Linked DNA regions of Homo sapiens: region 1 is linked to region 2. A link is a loop called in an ENCODE intact Hi-C map of the cell type or tissue named here. Cell type or tissue: B cell. All regions are shown on one strand. Each heading gives the region's core, and the rest is flanking DNA. Links, peaks and the distances in the headings are about the cores only. Region 1 overlaps SLC2A14 (solute carrier family 2 member 14). Region 2 has its middle 12 kb from the start of APOBEC1.

Region 1 (11,012 bases), core at 1,388-9,387, 130 kb before region 2:
GGAGTCCAGGGAAGAGAAAGTGATTTCTAGAAAGCCTGTTCCCCTCACTGGACGAAATAACTCCTTGTAGTAGTCTCATTACTTTTGAAGTAATCCCGCCACCTATCTAGTGGGAGAGCCATCCAAATGAGAAACCTAAAATAATTGGTTCTTGGTAGAGATTCATTATTTCTCCACTTTGTTCTTTAGGAGATTTTAGGTGTTGATTTTCTGTTTTATTTTAACTCATACCTTTAAAGGAATTCCCCAAAGAATGTTTACAGCAAACTTGGAATTTGTAACCTCAGCTCTGGGAGAGGATTTTTTTCTGAGCGATTATTATCTAAAGTGTGTTGTTGCTTTAGGCTCACGGCACGCTTGCGTATGTCTGTTACCATGTCACTGTGGTCCTATGCCGAATGCCCTCAGGGGACTTGAATCTTTCCAATAAACCAGGTTTAGACAGTATGAGTCAATGTGCAGTGCAGCCCACACTTGAGAGGATGAATGTATGTGCACTGTCACTTTGCTCTGGGTGGAAGTATGTTATTGTTGACTTATTTTCTCTGTGTTTGTTCCTACAGCCCCTTTTTCATATGTTGCTCAGTCTCCCTTTCCCTTCTTGGTGCTTACACATCTCAGACCCTTTAGCCAAACCCTTGCCAGTGACAGTATTTTGGTTCTCAGTTCTCACTGTTCCCTCTGCTCCTGGAGCCTTTGAATAAAAATGCACGTAGCTATGGAGTGGGGTTTAGCTGGAAAGGTGGCCTTCCAACTTCACGTCAACTTCTGGCTCCTCAGTTTGGCAGTAAGGCAGGGAAGTTGTTTTCCTATTTCTCACTGAGAAGATTGTGAATATTTCCATATGGATTTTCCATTATTGTTTGTTTGATTCTTTGTTTTAAAATAAAAATTCTGAATGTACATGACATCACAAGCACATTATTTATTTATTTTTTGCCGTTCCTGTAACAACAAAATCAGCTTTAAATCCTGAGTTGGCTACTCAGTACCTGTTGTGACCTTGAGACTTGTATGAGACTCTGTTCTTAGAGTCTCATACATAAGAGAATAGCAATATTTGGCCGGGCCCGGTGGCTCATGTCTGTAATCCCAGCACTTTGGGAGGCAAAGGAGGGCGGATCACCTGAGATCGGGAGTTTGGGACCACCTGGCCAATATGGTGAAACCCTGTCTGTACTAAAAATACAAAAATTAGCCTGGCGTGGTGGCAGGTGCCTATAATCCCAGCTACTTGGGAGGCTGAGGCAGGAGAATCGCTTGAACCCAGGAGGCAGAGGTTGCAGTGAGCCAAGATTGCGCCATTGCACTCCAGCCTGGGGGACGAGAGTGAGACTTTGTCTCAAAAAAAAAAAGAGAATAGCAATATGTGTTTATTATGCAGATTAAGTGAAAAAGCCTTCGTGCCTTGCTTTTCATACTTGATGAATTATGTTGCTTTCTTTCCCCAGTGAGAACTAGTTTTTTTTTTTTTCTGTTTTTCTCGTGTTCCTTTCCACTTCCTTCCTCCTCCAGTCTTTGCTCTCTACAATTCATCCCACACTGCTGTCAGGGCATCCATGTGACATACAGCAGTCCCTTGCCATCCCCAGGGGACTGGTTCCCAGACCCCTTCTTAGATAACAAAATTCAGGGATACTCAAGTCCCTTATATAAAATGCATATAGTCTGGGTGCAGTGGCTTATGCCTGTAATCCCAGAACTTTGCGAGGCCAAGACGGGCAGATCACGAGGTCAAGAGATCCAGACCATCTTGGCCAACATGGTGAAACCCCATCTCTACTAAAAATACAAAACTTAGCTGGGTGTGGTGGCATGCACCTGTAGTCCCAGTTACTCAGGAGGCTGAGGCAGGAGAATCCTTTGAACCTGGGAGGCGGAGTTTGCAGTGAGCTGAGATCACGCCACTGCACTCCAGCCTGGTGACAGAGCAAGACTTGGTCTCAAAAAAAAATGCATATAATTATTATTGTGATGATTTAAATGCAAATAATCTATGCACATCATCTCATGCACTTTAAATCATCTCTAGATTACTTTTAATACCTAATACAATGTAAATAATTGTTAAACTGTATTGTTTTTTATAGTTGTATTGTCTTTTTTCCCAAATATTTTCCATCTGTAGTTCTTTGCATCTGCAGATACAGAAGTCGGACTGTATATCACTATCCTACTTAAAATCCTTCGGCCGGGCGCAGTGGCTCACACCTGTAATCCCAGCAATTTGGGAGGCTGAGGCGGGCGGATCACAAGGTCAGGAGATCGAGACCATCCTGGCTAACACGGTGAAACCCCGTCTCTACTAAAAATACAAAAAAAAAATTAGTGGGGCATGCGGCGGGCGCCTGTAGTCCCAGCTACTCAGGAGGCTGAGGCAGGAGAATGGAGTGAACCCGGGAGGCGGAGCTTGCAGTGAGCCGAGATCGTGCCACTGCACTCCAGCCTGGGCGACAGAGGGAGAGTCCATCTCAAAAAACAAAAGAAAACAAGCCGGGCATGGTGGCACATGCCTGTAGTCCCAGCTACTTGGGAGGTTGAGGTGGGAGAATCACCTGAGTCCAGGCGATTGAGTCTGCAATGAGCCAAGATCGCACCACTGCACTCCAGCCTGAGTGACAGAGTCCCTATCTCAAAAAACAAAAAAAGTATATTATACTAAAATTTGTCTTCCCAAGGATTATAATTGTTTTTTATCGGAGGAGGGGAACAGGATATCACTGTATTGCCCGGGCTATTCTCCTGGGCTCAAGCAACTGTCCGGCTTCAGCCTCCTGACTAGCTTGGACTTCAGATTCGAGCGACCAAGCCTTTCACATTACAATTGTTTTTTTAATTAATTAACTATTTATTTATTTGAGATGGAGTCTTTCTCAGTTGCCCAGGCTGCAGTGCAATGGTGTGATCTCGGCTCACTGCAACCTTAGTCTTCAGGGATCAAGTAATTCTCCCGCCTCAGCCTCCCCAGTAGCTGGGAGTACAGGCACACACTGTCATGCCTGGCTATTTTTGTAGTATTGTAGAGACGGGGTTTCACCATGTTGGCCAGGCTGGTCTTGAACACCTGAGCTCAACTGATCCGCCCACCTCGGCCTCCCAAAGTGCTGGGATTACAGGCGTGAGCCACCGCGCCCGGCCAATTGTTTTTTTATTATTGAAAGGTAGGAACACTGAGAAAAGCAGGGAAAGAGTAGGACCTTCCTGGTAGGAGCAGAAACCCATAAACTTAGACAGGGTAAAGCCTGATAAATCCTACAGTCAGGCCAGGGGCAGTGGCTCACGCCTGTAATCCCAGCATTTTGAGAGGCCAAGGTGGACGGATCACTTGTGCCCAGGAGTTCTAGAGCAGCCTGGCTCACATGGAAAAACCTCATCTCTACTAAAAACACAAAAATTAGCAGAGTGCGGTGGCATGTGCCTGTAATCCCAGCTACTTGGGAGGCCGAGACAGGAGAATCGCTTGAACCTGGGAGGCGGAGGTTGCTTTGAGCCGAGATCGCACCATTGCACTCCAGTCTGGGCAACAGTTGGGAGACTCCATCTCAAAAAAAAAAATTAGCTGGGCATGGTGGTGCACACCTATAATCCCAGCTACTCGGGAGGCTGAGGTGGGAGGACTGCTTGAACCCAGGAGTTGGAGGCTGCAGTGAACCATGATAGCACCACTGTACTCCAGCCTGGGAGAAGACAAAAAAAGAGTACACTAAGTTTGGACCGGCCCATGTAGCTCATGCCTATAATCCCAGCTCTTTGGAAGGCCAGGGCAGAACAATAGCTTGAGGCCAGGTGTTCAAGGACAGCCTGGACAATGTAACAAGACCCCAGTCTCTACAAAAATAAATTTAAAAAAATTTTATTTCATAAAAACAATTAGCCAGGTGTGGTGGTGCATATCTGAAATTCTAGCCACTGGAGAGGCTGAGGCAGGGGGATCACTTGAGCTCAGGAGTTCGAGGCTGAGGTGAGCTATGATCGATCCACTGCACTCCAGCCTGGGTGACACAGCCAGACACTGTCTCAAAAAAAAATAAAAAATAAAAAATAAAAAATAAATGCTCATGTAAATGTAAACTGAAAAAAAGTAAAAAATAAAAATAAGTAATGTTAAAAATAAAATGATTGACCAGGCGCGGTGGCTCACGCCTGTAATCCCAGCACTTTGGGAGGCCGAGGCGGGCAGAACACAAGGTCAGGAGATCAAGACCATCCTGACTAACACGGTGAGACCCCGTCTCTACTAAAAATACAAAAAAAATTAGCCGGGCGTGATGGCGGGTGCCTGTAGTCCCAGCTACTTGGGAGGCTGTGGCAGGAGAATGGCAGGAACCCAGGAGACAGAGCTTGCAGTGAGCCAAGATCACGCCACTGCACTCCAGCCTGGGCGACAGATCAAGACTCTGTCTCAAAAAAAAAAAAAAAAAAAAGATTAAAAAAAATGAATGTATTCCTCATTCCTCCACAGCTCAGGTGACAGAAAACTGAAATCTATTTTTTTTTTTTTTTTTTTTTTTTTGGTGATGGTGCTGGGGAATGAACCCAGGGCCGTGTGCAGAAAGCTGAAATTTTATGGCTGGAAGTGCCCAAAACCAACAGAGCAGTTTGAAATTAGGAGTGAATTGGCTGGGCACGGTGGCTCACACCTGTAATCCCAGCACTTTGGGAGGCCGAGGCAGGTGGATGGTGAGGTCAAGAGATCAAGACCATCCTGGCTAGCACGGTGAAACCCCATCTCTACTAAAAAATACAAAAAAATTTTAGCCGGGTGTGGTGGCGGACGCCTGTAGTCCCAGCTACTTGGGAGGCTGAGGCAGGAGAATGGCATGAACCCAGGAGGCAGAGCTTCCAGTGAGCCGAGATCATGGCACTGCACTCCAGCCTAGGCGACAGAGCGAGACTCCGTCTCAAAAAAAAAAAAAAAAAAATAGGAGTGAATCCTACCAAAAACAACTAAAAAGGGGGGAAAAAAAACCATAGAGAAAGTCATTCCTAAAAGTCTGATCATATTTTCTGCCCAAATTCCTGACTGACCAGCGAATTTTGCAAGCACAGGTGTCTCCAGGCCAAAAAGCAGCAGATGAAGACCCTAGAGCAGGATAGAGAGATCAGCTGTTGCTCGTTGCTGGGAAGATAACGTTTTTGCCTACTAGAACAAAAATACAAAATGCCCAGAAGAACACAAGAGAATCCAGAGTTTCTACAACATAATATTTGCAACATCAAGCTTTCAATCCAAAATGACTAGCTCACGTCATCCCCCACAAGTGTTGGGCTGTGAACTACTCCTAAAGACTGGCAGTAGATCCCAGGAGCCTACCTCCCTGGTGCCATGTTGCTGGATGTCCCGCACCTGTCCCATACTGTAGCTGTGCTAGATGTTCTGATTCTAATAAACTCTGAATTTTCCTCAGCTAACGCATGATCTTGACCATGAATCTCCACAAGGATCTCTTATAAACTGTGAGGGAAGCTGAAGCCAATCCTATGACTCCGACACTCTGTTCAGCTTGCCTTCTGTTAGTCTTTGTTCAACCGTGGCCCTGTTCATACACACCTGCGGGCTTGCTACCCAATTTTCTAAAGCTAAATAGGTGACAAAAGAGAAAGAGAGGCCGGGCACAGTGGCTCACGCCTGTAATCCCAGCACTCTGGGAGGGCGAGGTGGGCGGATCACGAGGTCAGGAGATTGAGACCATCCTGGCCAACATGGTGAAACCCCGTCTCTACTAAAAAATACAAAAATTAAAAATTAGCTGGGCATGGTGGCGGCGCCTATAATCCCAGCTACTTCCCAGCTACTCAGGAGGCTGAGGCAGGAGAATCGCTTGAACCCGGGAGACGGAGGTTGCAGTGAGCCAAGATCACACCATTGCACTCCAGCCTCAGCGACTGAGCAAGACTCTGTCTCAAAAAAAAAAAAAAAAAGATGAAAGAGACTGATACACTTTTAGTTAAACTCCACAGCAACAGATTTCTTTTTTCCAATGTCCTCAGCAAATTTGTATCTTCATTACAATATCTAAACACACTCTTCCAAGAACATTTCCATGTCTGCCTGCTGGCTTAGTTTATAACCACTATGAATCACTTGTAAAAGCAGTGTCACTTATTCTGCTAAGGTTTTCAATCCATTTTTTTTTCCCTAGGGCCTCCAGTTTATTCCATTTAGAGGAACTTCTACTTCATCAAGTACATCTGAGTATATCTGATCCATCATTCTCAATTGATTTCTATCTTGAACCACATGTAATTGAAGAATATGTCTGGGCATCCATTCCCTTGTCCCTGAACATGTGATGGTTAAGGAAAGTTCCCTATCATTGTAAAACAGTTGGGAGATTGGTGAGCCCAGTGCCACGGTAGACCACTAGAGGGGGGTGTGACTCTCTCAGTGAGCTTAACATTGACTTAATGGCTTTGCCCAAAGAGGGACAGTCTAATCTGTGTTTCAAAAGCAAGAGTTCCAGTATTCTAGCATGTCCTAAAGGTATCAGTACAAGTACTTGAGTTATTTTCATATTTCAAAAATGTTCACGGAAATGTTACTTTTACTAGCAATTATTTAGTTCCATAGAGGCTACTCTTATGCTTTCCAAATAGATTTATCTATTATTTTTGTCAGATATGTTCTAAAAATAGAGGAAAAGCAAAAAATGCCTCCTAATTTTATTTCCTAGAGATAACTATTACTTTTATTTCTATATCTGTATCTATCTTTCCACACTTAATTTATCTCCATATATGACATGAATGGGATCACAACCTATAAACGAATCTGCTCTTTTACCTTAATAATGGAATTTTCCCATACATTTAAATCTGCTTCATCCTTTTTGTTTTTGTTTTGTTTTGTTTTGAGACAGGGTCTCACTCTGTTGCCCAGACTGGAGTGCAGTGGCTCAATCTCAGCTCACTGCAACCTCCGTCTCCCGGGTTCAAGCAATTTTCCTGCCTCAGCCTGCCAAGTAGCTGAGATACAGGCACTCGGCCAGCATGCCGAGCTTATTTTTGTATTTTTAGTAGAGACGGGGTTTTGCCATGTTGGTCAGGCTGGTCTCAAACTCCTGACTTTGTGATCCACCAGACTCAGACTCCCAAAGTGCTGGGATGACAGGCATGAACCACTGCACTTGGCCATCTTTTTTGTTTTTTATGGCTACATAAGTACTCCAATATATCATAACACATTTAAGGAAAGTCCTATTGATATACATTTAGATTTAAAAAAATATTTTTGGCCGGGCGCAGTGGCTCACACCTATAATTCCAGCACTTTGGGAGGCCGAGGTGGGCAAATCACCAGGTCAAGAGATCGAGACCATCCTGGCCAACACAGTGAAACCCCGTCTCTACTAAAAATACAAAAATTAGCTGGCTTTGGTGGTGCGCAACTGTAGTCCCAGCTACTCACGAAGCTGAGGCAGAATTGCTTGAGCCCGGGAGGTGGAGGTTGCAGTGAGCCGAGATCGTGCCACTGCACTCCAGCCTGGTGACAGATTGAGACTTCGCCTCAAAAATAATAAATAAATAAAAATAAAAATAAAAAATTGTTTAGCTATTACCAACAGTGCTGTAATGAGTATCTTTATGTGGTTGTTTGATTAATGCCTTGGCATACAGTCCTAGGGGGTGTATCAAAGGATGATCACATTTTACATTGCCATGCAGGTAACTGACATTAATTGTATATGTTCTATGAGCTAGACAAAATACATATTAGATGACAGAAATCACTTCAAGTATTATTTCTATTTACACAAAAGGGAAGACCTAAAAGCCTGCAAAATAATTTGCCCAAGGTCATAATGGTGGAGCTGAGATTTTAATGTGTGTATTTTCTTTTCTTTTTTCTTTTTTTTGAAACAGAGTTTCACACCTATCTCCCTGGCTGGAATGCAGTGGCATGATCTAGGCTGATTGCAGCCTCTGCCTCCTGGGTTCAATCAAGTGATTCTTCTGACTCAGCTTCCCGAATAGCTGAGACCACAGGCATGCACCACCACGCCCGGCTAATGTTTGTATTTTTTTGTAGAGATTGGATTTTGCCATGTTGGCCAGGCTGGTCTTGAACTTCTGGCCTCAAGTGATCCACCCGCCTAGGCCTCCCAAAATGCTGGGACTACAGGTGTGAGCAACCTCTCACGGCCTATTGTTTTTTGATTGTTTGTTTTTTGAGACAGCGTCTTTCTCTGTCGCTCAGGCTGGAGTGCAGTGGCACAATCACAGCTCGCTGCAGCCTCAACCATCAGGCTCAATTGATTCTCCCTCCTCAGCTTCCCAAGCAGCTGGGACTACAGGCAAGCACCACTGTGTCCAGCTAATTTGTTTTATTTTTTGTAGAGATGGGAATTTGCTATGTTGCCCAGCCTTGTCTAGAACTCCCGGGCTCAAGTGATCTTCCCACCTCAGCCTCTCAAATTGCTGGGACTACAGGTGTGAGCCATGGCACCCAGCTTTCATGTAACCTAGAATGAAGCAGGACTCTATCAACTTTCCCCCAAACTGAGAATTGTTACTTTTATTTCCTAAATAATTTATTATTTATCTATTCATCTGAAATGTAAATTTTGGGCGTATGTTTTTATCCTCCCAGAAAATGTTTGTATCTATGTGACTTATATTTTTTAATTCAAATAGAATAAATCATTCATATGGTTTTGTGCCTTGTTTTTCTTTTTTTTTTTTTTTTTTTTTGAGACAGAACCTTGCTCTTGTCATCTAGGCTGGAGTGAGTGTAGTGGCTTGGTTTCTGCTCACTACAACCTCCACCTCCTGGATTGAAGCGATTCTCCTGCCTCAGCCTCCCAAGTAGCTGGGATTACAGGTGCCCACCACCACGCCCGGCTACTTTTTGTATTTTTAATAGAGACAGGGTTTCGCCATGTTGGCCAGGCTGGTCTTGAACTCCTGACCTCGCGATCTGCCCAGCTTAGCCTCCCAAAGTGCTGGGATTACAGGCGTGAGCCACTGCTCCCGGCCTGTTTTTCTAACTAATAATATAGTGATCTAAACTAGAATTCTTAATCAAATATGCAGTTTCTATATATATTTGGTAGTCTTCCTGGACTCTCTACCTTGTAAAATTGATTTAGTTGTAGCTGTACTAGAGCAGATATACACTGGTTGCTGTAGCAGAAACTATTCGTTTTCCATTCACATACAATTATCTTAACTTCTTCTGAAGGCCATGTCTTTTAGTTAGGAGGTAAATCTTTTTATTTTATTTTATTACTATTTTTTTAGAGACAGGGTCTCCCTCTGTCACCCAGGCTGGAGTGCAGTGGTGCGGTCATAGCTCATTGCAGCCTCAAACTCCTGAGCTCAGGCAATCCTCTAGCTTCAGCCTCCTGACTGGCTAGGACCAAAGGCACGCACCATCACACCTGGCTAAGTTTTTAAATTTTTCTGTAGACATGGAGTTTTACTATGTTGACCAGGCTGGTGTCAAACTCCTGGCCTCAAGTGTTCCTTCAGCCTCGGCCCCCAAAATACTGGGATAACAGATGTATGCCACTATACCCAGCGGTGGGAGGCAAATTGTAATGATCTCATTCGCTTTGCCAAATTGTTAGTTTAATCATGGGCTTATGTCAATTTTGGATAATATGTGAGGAGAAGTCACAGAAAGACTTCTGAGATTTTTCTGGATTTTCAATTGTCTGCACATAAAGTCAATATCTGCAACTACCCTTAATTATAGCAATACCAGCGATCAGTTCTGATCTCTAAATATTATTCCTTGCTAAAAGTAACTAATGCTTCTTGGAGAAATGGCCAATTCTAGAAGAATGTGTAAAATGGGCTGACAACCAATTGCACAAAAACAACAACAAAAACAAAATTAGCTGGGCGTGGTGGCGGGCACCTGTAATCCCAGCTACTTGGGAGGCTAAGGCAGGAGAATCACTTGAACCTGGGAGACAGAGGTTGCAGTGAGCCGAGATTACACCACTGCACTCCAGCCTTCCAGACAGGAGCGAGACTCCATCTAAAAAGAAAAAAAAGCCGGGCCAGTGGCTCACGCCTGTAATCCCAGCACTTTGGGAGGCCGAGGCGGGCAGATCACGAGGTCAGGAGATTGAGACCATCCTGGCTAACATGGTGAAACCCCGTCTCTACTAAAAATACAAAAAATTAGCCAGGTGTGGTGGTGCATGCCTATAATTCCAGCTACTCAGGAGGCTGAGGCAGGAGAATCACTTGAACCTGGAAGGTGGAGGTTGCAGTGAGCAGAGATCACGCCACTGCACTCCAGCCTGGGCAACAGAGCCAGACTCCGTCGCAAAACAAACAAACAAACAAAAGCAAACAAAAAAATCCATAATCTCTAACATAACTGTTGAAGAAGGAAAAAAAAACTCCAAAAATAATTTTGATTAGGGTGGTATACTTGAGCCAGGAACAGTGGCTTATGTCTGTAATCTCAAAACTTTGGGAGGCCAAGGCAGGTGGATTGCTTGAAGCCAGCTGGGATTACAGGCGCCCGCCACCATGCCCAGCTAATTTTTTTGTGTTTTTAGTAGAGAAGGGGTTTCACCACATAGGCCAGGTTGGTCCTGGACTCCCTGACCTCAAGTGATCCACCCACCTTGACCTCCCAAAGTTCTAGGATTACAGACATGAGCCACCACATCCGGCTATGAAATCATTCTTTGATCATCTCCTTACTTCTGTCATATGTAACACACTGTTTCCCAATGAATCCTAATCTAGGCCCTTATAAATAGGCATAATCATTAAAATAGACTAATCTCTGGTCTTGCTCCCTTCCAATACCTTCCCGTAGTACAGGGAGAACAATCTAAAATGCAAATCTAAGTATGTTACTCCTTAAAGCTTTTAAAGGCTCATATTTTGCCTATCCTATTTTAGTGTTTCTCTAGTATACCGTCTTATGCTACCATCCTTTCTCCCTTTTTTTTTTTGAGACCCCATCTCTACTAAAAATACAAAAATTAGCTGGGTGTGGTGGCACATACCTGTAATCCCAGCTACTCGGGAGGCTGAGGTAGAAT
Region 2 (11,012 bases), core at 1,313-9,312:
CAAATTACTTGAGTATAAATTATTTGAATATGTACGTGTGAAAAAATTTAGCATATATCCCAATGTAGGCATATTTAATTATTCACAAACTGTATGTATTATTTTTAATTAATATATTGTGCATATTTGAAAATGCTCACATTAAAGTTTTTTTTTTCTTTTTTCGAGTCAAGAGTTTTGCTCTGTAGCCCAGGCTGGAGTGCAGTGGTGTGATTATGGCTCACCTCATCTTGCTTGAGCCTGCAGCCTCAACCTCCCAGTCTCAAACAATCCTCCCATCTCAGCCTCCTGAGTAGCTGGGACCACAGGTGTGCAACACCACACCCAGCTAATTTTTGTGTTTATATATATATATATATATATATGTTTTTTGTTTTTTGTTTTGTTTTGGTAAAGATGGCATTTCACTATGTTGCTCAGGCTGGTCTTGAACTCCTGGGCTCAAGCAATCCGCCTACCTCTGCCTCAGGGAGGCAGAGGTTGCGGAGAGCCGAGATCGCGCCATTGCACTGCAGCCTGGGCAATGAGAGTGAAACTCCGTCTCAAAAAAAAAAAAAAAAAAAAAAAAGAATAGTGGCTACTGCCTTTTTCCAGTTGTTCTGAGGTTGGCTGGTTTGTTCTGTTCCTGAATGAATCAGATTATCTCCTGAGGTCATTATCATGCCTAAAACTAAAGAAATGCATGCATAACTGCCTTCATGGGTTTGGGATCCACATTATTCTATTTCTCTACTAGAATCTTCATGTTCGTCAGACCAGTCTACAATAGGCAGAGTATGTGCCCTGTAAGCCAAGTTATAGGCTGTGATTTGGGCAGGTTGGGGCAAGATAGGACTCTTTATTCTAAAATTTAAGTAAATTAAGCATATGTGTACAGCACAGCTATTTTAGAACATTTTAAGACTCATGATCTTATTTAATGGCAGGAATTTTTACCATCAATTTAATTTATTTCTATTCAGTTTCACATTTACTGAATGCCTTTGTGAGGGAAAAGAGATTTCTTTCTTTACCCATTGTTCAATTCATGGCTGATGCACACATAACATAAGAAAAGAAGGATTGGTGGGGCACGGTGGCTCACACCTGTAATCTCAGCACTCTGGGAGGCCGAGGCGGGCAGATCACGAGGTCAGGAGATAGAGACCATCCTGGCCAATATGGTGAAACCCCGTCGCTACTAAAAATACAAAAATTAGCCAGGCATGGTGTCATGTACCTGTAGTCCCAGCTACTCAGGAGGCTGAGGCAGGAGAATCGCTTGAACCCAGGAAGCGGAGGTTGCAGTGAGCAGAGATTGCGCCACTGCACTCCAGCCTGGCGACAGAGCGAGACTACGTCTCAAAAAAAAAAAAAAAGAAAGAAAGAAAAGAAGGATTAACAAGAGAAAAGCAATCAAATTTATTTAACGTTAAGTTTTAGTGAAAGGAGAACCTTCAGAAATGAAGACTCAAACAGGGAAACTTGTGCTAAGTTTGATAAAGGGTAGACAGTTGTGCAGAAGTATGATTGGACAAAGGAGGTCTGATTTAATGGTAATATACTGGGAATGGCTCGGCACTGTGGTGTGAGCCTGTAGTCCTTGCTGCTTGGGGGGCCAAGGCCTGAGGATCACTTTAACCCAGGAGTTCAAGACCAGCTTGACCAGCTTGGGCAACATGGTGAGACCCCCACCTCTTAAAACAAACAAACAAACAAAGGAACTGGAGGAGTACTTAGCAAGCCTGTTCGTTCTGATTCTTCTTAGTGCCTCTGTGTCTTTAAGGATAAAGATGTTCCTTTTCTTTGGGTATAGAGAGGATACATCTAGAATGAAGTTTTTATGCAGAGGAAGGGCAGAGAGTTCTTTCATGGCCTGCTTTAAGAGGAAGGGCAGGAGAAAGTGCAAGAACTTTCGGGCTTCTGTTTCCTCAGATACCAAGGTGCTGTATTTTGGGATAGTATGTCCTGAACCCCATCACCTTGAAGGGAGAAAGAAAAATAAGATAGAGATTCGGCCTTTGAGTAGTAGTTTATCGTAAAACTATACTTCCTAAATTCAGACTGGGCCTAATTTTTGTTTTCCTTATTTATTTATTTATTTATTTATTTATTTATTGTGAGAAGGCATTTCGCTCTTGTTGCCCAGGCTGGAGTGCAATGGCATGATCTCAACTCACCGCAACCTCCGCTTCCTGGGTTCAAGCGATTCTCCTGCCTCAGTCTCCCAAGTAGCTGGGATTACAGGCATGCACCACCACGCCTGGCTAATTTTTTTGTGTTTTTACTAGAGACAGGTTTTCTCCATGTTGATCAGGCTGGTCTCGAACTCCTGACCTCAGGTGATCCGCCCATCTCAGCCTCCCAAAATGCTGGGATTACAGGTGTGAACCACCACACCCGGACTTTTTTCTTTTTTTTTTTTTTTTGAGACAGAGTCTCTCTCTGTCGCTCAGGCTGGGGTGCAGTGGCACCATCTCAGCTCACTGCAACCTCTGCCTCCTGGGTTCAAGCAATCCTCCTGCATCAGCCTCCTGAGTAGCTGAGATTACAGGCATGTGCCACCATGCCCAGCTAATTTTTGTATTTTTATTAGACATGGGTTTTCACCATATTGGTCAGGCTGGTTCAGACTCCTGACCTAGTGATCCACCCACCTCAGCCCCCCAAAGTGCTGGGATTACAAGTGTGAACCACCATGCCCGGCAATTTTTGTTTCTTTTAAAATAAAACAATCTTTTCTCCTTATCCACTCCCACTGCTTCACTCGACTAGCCTAAAAATAAATAAGTAAATAAAATAAAACAAGCCAGGCTCAGTGGCATGCTATCAGCTACTCAGGAGGCTGAGGGGGAGGATCACTTGATGCCAGGAGCTCCACTCCATCCTGGGCAACATAGCAAGAAATTAAAATCTCTAAAAAATTAAAAATAAAGGGATTCATTTTTATGAAATGAAGGGACTCATATAGGTTCACGCCTATAATCCCAGCAATTTGGGAGGCCGAGGCGGGCAGTTCACTTGAGGTCAGGAGTTCGAGACCAGTCTGGGCAGCATGGTAAAACCCCATTTCTGAAAAAAAAAAAAAAAAATTTGCTGGGTGTGAACAAGTGGGCCTGTGGTAAGGCGGGAGCATTGCTTGAGCCTGGGAGGTGGAGGTTGCAGTAAGCCGAGATTGCACCTCTGCACTCCATCCAACTTGGGTGATAGAATGACGCCCTGTCTCAAAATAATAATAATAATAATAATAATAATAATAATAATAATAATAATAATAATAAATGAAAAAATTAAAATTACATAAAACAAAAAAGCAATGGAGCATAAACATCAGTACACCAGGGGTGGTTGCAGGATTGTTTTCTCAACATTTTATTCTCTCCTCAAAATGATATTGAGCACTTTAACTTTTATCGCAGTGGTTTCTGTGCTTTGTTTTTGAGTGGAATATTTGGAGCATGTGTCTTTAAATATTTGAATCTGTTGACTTTTGACGAGAGTTTTGACTGAAAACAGGCACCTGTTTCAACAGGAAAGGGGTATGTTCTGTTGTTTTTTCCCACTCTTCGTAGGTCAGAAAGCACTGTCAGTGATTGCATATGCCGAGATTTTCTCCTGGACCAAACTTTGGTGGGGCTCTTCTGAGCTTGCTTTTCTACTCAGCTTGACCTTGGGCTTCTGTGTTCAGTTCTGGCAAGAATTCCCAAACTTGATATAGGATCACTGTCATTAAGTGACCAAATTCCTCATCCTGCATTGCCCCCAGGTGATGTCTGATCACCTTGGCTTGTCTTCAGCAAGAATTCTAGTCTGAAAAAAAAAAAAAAGAAAGAATTCTGTTAGGTTGATTTAGCCAGAATCCCCCCTTACTCCTGATGTTTTTTTCGTAGTAATTTTCCATCAGAGATGAAAGTTTTCCGTCAGAGATTGGAAAATTACTGGTCTTTGGCACTTCATACTTTCATACCCATTTTTCCTTGTTGTATTTGGAATTAAGCCCACTCTAAACTAGGCCCCTTTTCCCCTATTGCAATCGCCCTGAATAAAATCTATTTTTACCACATCAGCTACTGTTTAGCTCTAGGTTTTCTTCAATACATGCAAACATAAATGCATTCCTTTAGGTCCGGGCACAGTGGCTGTGCACGCCCAGGCTGGGGTGCAGTGGCACCATCTCAGCTCACTGCAACCTCTGCCTCCTGGGTTCAAGCAATCCTCCTGCGTCAGCCTCCTGAGTAGCTGAGATTACAGGCACGTGCCACCATGCCCAGCTAATTTTTGTATTTTTCCTTTACATTACAGGCATGAGTCTGTAATCTCAGCACTTTGAAAGGCTGAGGCGGAAGGATCTCTTGCGCCCAGGAGTTTGAGACTAGCCTGGGCAACACAGGGACATCCCATCTCTACCGAAAAAAAAAAAAATTAGTCGGGTGTGGTGGCACGCCCTGTAGTCCTAGACTGGGACTACAGCCGCATCTGAGATGGGAGGATCACTTGAGCCTGGGAGTCGAAGGCTGCAGTGAGCTGTGATTGCGCCACTGCACTCTAGCCTAGAAAACAGAGCAAGACTCTGTCTAAAAAAAAAAAAAAAAAAAGTATATCACACAGACACACATATATACAAACACACATGCATACATATATACATATATATTCAAGTGGGTTTGATGGACAGATAGATTCTTTCTTCTCTCTTTTAATAACAAAAAGCATTAAATAACAAGAGTAGGGGCAATTCTTTCTGATCAAAAATTTATCACTGCAATCATTATTACCCTGTTGCGATAATGTAAAATTTATCTTTCTGAGATAGTGAAACTTACTTGAGAATTGTTTTAGCCACAAACTATTTCCTCCTCCTCCTCCATTTTTTTTGAGACAGAGTCTCACTCTGTTGCCCAGGCTGGAGTGCAGTGGCTTGATCTGGGCTCACTGCAACCTCTGCCTCACGAGTTCAAGCGATTCTCGAACCTCAGCCTCCCGAGTAGCTGGAATTACAGGCGTGACACCACACCCGGCTAATTATTGTATTTTTAGTAAAGACAGGGTTTCGCCTTGCTGGCCAGGCTGGTCTCGAACTCCTGACCTGAAGTGATCCACCAGCCTCGGAGTCCCAAAGTGCTGGGATTACAGCTGTGAGCCACCGGGCCCGGCCCTATTTTCATCTTTCAAAAAGTAAATAATATACAATAATTATATGGTAAGTGATATGGGAGCTTTAGGCTCCTCATGGGGTAATTGTTCAAGGTCTCCTGGAACAATAGTAATTAAAACAATATCAGTTGTGAAAGAGAATATGATAACTACCGCAGGTGTAAACAGAAATGAGAAAATTAAATTCTTCCGGAAAGATGATTTAAAAAAAGAAAAATGCAAATTAAAGACTGAGTCCAACTAAATAAAAGAAGAGGTAGGACGCAGTGGCTCACGCTTCTAATCCCAGCACTTTGGGAGGCCAAGGGGGATGGGTTACCTGAGGCCAGGATTTCAAGACTAGCCTGACCAACACGCTGAAACCCTGCCTCTACTAAACATACAAAAATTAGCCAGGCGTGTTGGCGGGCGCCTGTAGTCTCAGCTACTGGGGAGGCTGAGGCAGGAGAATCGCTTGAACTCGGGAGGTAGAGGTTGCAGTGAGCCGAGATGGCGCCATTGCACTCCAGCCTGGGTGACAGCAAGACTCCGTCTCAAAAAAAAAGAAAAAAAAGAAGAAGAAGAAGGTCTGCTTATCTTGATATGGTTATTCAGAGATAGTAGTATTTTGACAGAGGGAGATGTCAGGGAATTTTATCTAGAGCAAAGGCAGGAAACAGATGGCAGAAACTGAGAGGGACTGGAGGAGTTTGAGCAATTTCTGTGTTGTGGTTGGCTCTACTAATTCTATTGTTTTTCTGCCCTCTGCTGACTTAAATGGGGAAAAGCAAATCTATGAAAACCCTTACGTCTGGGGGATTGAAGGACCCATTAAGAACCTGATAAAACATGTAGACACTCCCCCAGAAAATAATGCACATAAACACAAAATGTTTTGCATATAATTTCAGTGGCTGCATGGATAAACTATGGGACGATGAAAGGCACACTCCTCTTGAGTCAGGTATTTTTACTTTTGTCTCTGTTTATGATTTTGTGTGTGTGAGTACACACGAACTCTTTTGCAGTATTCAATTCCTTTTAAGTAACCTATTTCCCACTCCAGCTTTTTCTATTTCCATGTATCTATGGCAGGTTTGTTACGACAATTGCCCTTTAACCTATTCCCTACACTGCAGCTGTGGTGGTTCTTTGAAAACCCGATTCTGGACCAGGTGCTGTGGTGCACGCCCAGCACTTTGGGAGGCCCAGGCAGGAGGACTGCTTGAGCCCAGGAGTTCAGATCAGCCTGGGCAACATAACGAGACCTCGCCTTTACTAAAACAATTAAAAAAATAAAATAAGCTTGTACAGTGTTGAGCACCTATAGTCCCAACTACTTGGGAGGCGGAGGAGGAGAGAAAAATCACTTGAGCCTAGGAGTTTGAGCTTATGATGAGCTTTCATTGCACCACTGCACTCCAGCCTGGTGACAGAGTAAGACCTTGTCTCAAAAAATAAAACATAAATTAAAAAAACCCCAATTCTAGTCATGTTACTTCCCTGTGGTACTGAATTATTTTTTGCCTTAGGGAAGACAACCCCCTGATTTTCCTTAGAACATTTATTTCACTTTTTTTTTTTTTTTTTGAGATGGAGTCTTGCTCTGTCACCCAGGCTGGAGTGCAGTGGTGCGGTCTCGGCTCACTACAAGCTCTGCCTCCTGGGTTCACGCCATTCTCCTGCCTCATCCTCCCGAGTAGCTGGGACCACAGGCGCCCGCCACCACGCCCAGCTAATTTTTTGTATTTTTAGTAGAGACCGGGTTTCACCGTGTTAGCCAGGATGGTCTCGATCTCCTGACCTCGTGATCCGCCCGCCTCGGCCTCCCAAAGTGCTGGGATTATAGGCGTGAGCCACCGCGCCCGGCCACTTATTTCACTTTTGTTTGCCTTACTGCAATTAATTGTTTAATTAAAAAAACAAACAAACAAACAAAAAAACCCCATACACACTCAAAAGCATTTCCTGGAAGAGAATTGAAGTCTATGACAAAAATGCACAGACTGATCAAAAGTCTCTAATTTCTTCCAATTTCTGAAATTTCTCCTGGAAACTGATTTGTTTTGTTTTGAGACAGACTCTCCTCCATCACTTAGGCTAGAGTCCAGTGGTGCGATCTCTGCTCACTGCAACCTTTGCCTGCAGGGTTCAAGCAATTCTTGTGCCTGAGCATCCCAAGTAGTTGGATTACAGGTGTGTGTCACCACACCGGGCTAATTTTTTTTTTTTTTTTTTGAGACAGAGTCTCACTCTGTTGCCCAGGCTGGAGTGCAGTGGCGCAATCTCAGCTCACTGCAACCTCCACCTCCCGGGTTCAAGCGATTCTCCTGCCTCAGCCTCCCAAGCAGCTGGGATTACGCCTGGCAATTTTTGTATTTTTAGTAGAGACGGGGTTTCACCATCTTGGCCAGGCTGGTCTCAAACTCCTGGCCTCATGTGATCTGCCTGCCTCAGCATCTCAAAGTGCTGGGATTACAGGCGTGAGCCACTGTGCCCGGCCAAAATTGGGTTTTTATTTCAGGTTTGATAGATGATTAAATAGCTGTTGGAGTCCTTGGTTACGGCATTATTTTTCAGACTCAGGCTGCATTTTGAGAAAGGCAGTACAGGAACTGGAGACTAAAGATTTTGGTTTATGGCTTGATTACCCAACGGAGGTGTCATAGTGCCAGATGGTCTCAGAGTCAGTGGCATGAAGGAAAAAGGAAGTCTGTGAGACCTCACTGTAAGAGGCTCATGACAATAAAATTGAGTCTGAGAACTCTTCTCAAGCTAATATTTTTAAATAATAATCACTTGGCACATATTGATTGAAAATTTAGGTCGGGCGCAGTGGCTTACACCTGTAATCCCAGTGACTTAGTACAAAATGCAGTTGGTTCAAATGATTCTGGCTGAGATGCCAAATACATAATTCAGATGTTTATGTTACAAGTATTATTGTTTCCCTTTTTCCTCTGTTAAATAGCTATTTACACACACACACAAACACACACATATATACAATACACTAGGACACCAAGTGGGTATTTTTTGCAACCCAAACTAAAAATCCATAAGCATATGCATGGCAAACCAAATAGTAGAGATAAGAAAGAGAAGTATTCCTACACAGGAGGCTCTCACCTCCTCAAAATTCCCGAGTTGACATTTAATGTCAATGATGTTCTTGCCATTGAAATAAACATAAAACAGGAATCACTCTGTTGCCTTGGCTAAAGTACCGGTGGTGTGATCATAACTCACTTCAGCCTTGACCTCCTGGGTTCAAGCAATCCTCCTGTTTCAGTTCCTAGTAGCTTGAACTACCCTGAGGAAGCCGAGTGCAGTTTCTCATACCCGTAATTCCAGCATTTTGGGAGGCTGAAGAGGGAGGATTGCTTGAGCCCAGGAATTTGAGACCTGCCAGGGCAACATAGTGAGACCTAGTCTCTATAAAAAATAAAAAAATTAGCTGAGCATGGTGGCAAGTACCTGTATTCACAGCTACTTGAGAGGCTGAGGCAGACAGGTTGCTTGAGCCCAAGAGTTCAGGATGCAGTGAGCTGTGATTGTTTCACTGCACTCTAGCCTGGGCAACAGAGACCTTATCTCACTTAAAAAAAAAAAAACAAATAAAAAAGAAAACAAAAAACTTAGAGGGATCTCAGAGAGATCTTTGCACACCTATGTTCATAGCGCCACAATTCACAATAGCCAAAAGGTAGAAGCAATACAAATGTCATTGACGAATGAAAAAACAAAATGTGATATACACGTATAATGAATATTATTCAGGCTTTAAAAAGAAACAAATCCTGTCACATGCTACAACGTGGATGAATCTTGAGGATACTATGTTAAGTGAAATAAGAGTGGCCGGGTGCGGGTGGCTCACACCTGTAATTCCAGCACTTTGGGAGGCTGAGGTGGGTGGATCATCTGAGGTCAGGAGATCAAGAATAGCCTGACCAACATGGTGAAACCCTGTCTCTACTAAAAATACAAAAAATTAGCCAGGCGTGGTGGTGGGCGCCTGTAATCACAGCTACTCGGCAGGCTGAGGCAGGAGAATCACTTGAACCTGGGGGGGCTGAGGTTGCAGGGAGCCGAGATCACGCCGTTGCACTCCAGCCTGGGTGACAAGAAACTCCATCTTAAAAAAAAAAAACTTACTGGCCGGGCGCGGAGGCTCACGCCTGTAATCCCAGCACTTTGGGAGGCCGAGGCGGGCGGATCACGAGGTCACGAGATTGAGACCGTCCTGGCTAACACAGTGAAACCCCGTCTCTACTAAAAATACAAAAACTAAGGCGGGCTTGGTTGCAGGTGCCTGTAGTCCCAGCTACTCGGGAGGCTGAGGAAGGAGAATGGCCTGAACCCGGGAGGTAGAGCTTGCAGTGAGCCGAGATCACGCCACTGCACTCCAGCCTGGGCGACAGAGCGAGACTCCGTCTCAAAACGAAAAAAAATAAAAAATAAAACTTACTATAAATTTATGATAATCATAACAATGTGGTGTAAACATAATAATGGACATATAGATCAATGGAATGAGAGGATTCCAAAATGAATTCATGCACATATATGGCCAATTAGTTTTTGTTTGTTTGTTTGTTTGTTTGTTTGTTTGTTTTGAGATGGAGTCGCACTCTGTTACCCAGGCTGGAGTGCAGTGGCACGATCTTGGCTTGCTGCAACCTTTGCTTCCTGGGTTCAAGCGATTTTCCCGCCTCAGTCTCCCGAGTAGCTGAGACTACAGGCACAGGCCAACACGCTAGGCTATTTTTGTATTTTTAGTAGAGACAGGGTTTCACTATGTTGGCCAGGCTGGTCTCAAACTTCTGACCTCAAGTGATCCACCTGCCTTGGCCTCCCAAAGTGCTGGGATTACAGGCATGAGCCACCGCACCCAGTTTTTTTTTGTTTGTTTGTTTGTTTTTTGAGATGGAGTTGCACTCTGTCACCCAGGCTGGAGTGTAGTGGAACGATCTTGGCTTACTGCAACCTCCACCCTCTGGATTCAAGCGATTCTCCTGCCTTAGCCTCCTGAATAGCTGGGATTACAGGTGCGCACCACCACACCCAGCTAATTTTTGTATTTTTAGTAGAAATGTAGTTTCACCGTGTTGGCCATGCTGGTCTCGAACTCTGGACCTCAAGTGATCCACCTACCTCGGCCTCCCAAAGTGCTGGGATTGCAGGCCTAAGCCATTGCGCCTAGCTGCCAATTGATTTTGTATTTTTTGTATTTTTTATTTTTTGAGACTGAGTTTTGCTCTTTCACCCAGGCTGGAGTGAAGTGGCTAGATCTTGGCTCACTGCAACCCCCGCCCCCCAGATTGAAGAGATTCTCTGCTTCAGCCTCCCGAGTAGCTGGAATTACAGGCACCTGCCACCACGCCTGGTTAATTTTTGTATTTTATTTTTTTGAGACGGAGTTTCACTCTTGTTGCCCAGGCTAGAGTGCAAAGGCTCGATCTCGGCTCACCACAACCTCCACCTCCCAGGTTCAAGCAATTCTCCCACCTCAGCCTCCCAAGTTGCTGGGATTACGGGCATGCACCAACATGCCCGGCTAATTTTTGCATTTTTAGTAGAGACAGGGTTTCACCATGTTGGTCAGGCTGGTCTCATACTCCCGACCTCAGATGATCTGCCCGCCTCGGCCTCCCAACATGCTGGGATTACAGGCGTGAGCTACAGTGCCCAGCCTAATTTTTGTATTTTTAGTAGAGAAGAGGTTTCATCATGTTGGCCAGGCTGGTCTCGAACTCCTGACCTCAGGTGATCCACCCGCTTCTGCCTTCCAAAGTGCTAGGATTACAGGTGTGAGCCACAGTGTCCAGCCTGCCAATTGGTTTTTAAATAAAGGTGCCAAGATAATCCAATGGGAAAAGTGTATACACACACACACA

What was found. Peaks named below come from ENCODE experiments on the same cell type or tissue, not always from the same donor. Only the 100,000 strongest peaks of a DNase experiment are listed, where the experiment ranks them.
Region 1: a loop joins it to region 2, with 36 times the contacts of the local background. A loop is called at or near these places in 62 of 110 quality-filtered maps.

What each region holds. Positions count from the first base shown.
Region 1 is chr12:7,802,410-7,813,421 of GRCh38, reverse strand. It overlaps SLC2A14 (solute carrier family 2 member 14), which reads left to right. Exons shown (of 11, transcript NM_001286234.2): 11 at 1-908. Among named protein-coding and RNA genes, the nearest start is that of NANOG, 19 kb to the right of the region's middle. RefSeq lists enhancers at 5,122-5,621, 7,588-8,107, 8,108-8,629 and a silencer at 6,290-6,449. In B cell, for the core only: CTCF peaks have their summits at 6,159 and 6,369 (motif pointing right); a DNase peak (open chromatin) is centred at 6,361.
Region 2 is chr12:7,672,392-7,683,403 of GRCh38, reverse strand. No RefSeq gene overlaps it. Among named protein-coding and RNA genes, the nearest start is that of APOBEC1, 12 kb to the right of the region's middle. RefSeq lists enhancers at 5,892-5,961, 10,064-10,563, 10,564-11,012. In B cell, for the core only: no CTCF peak of the experiment used is centred there; DNase peaks (open chromatin) are centred at 5,843 and 7,723; H3K27ac peaks cover 1,733 bases.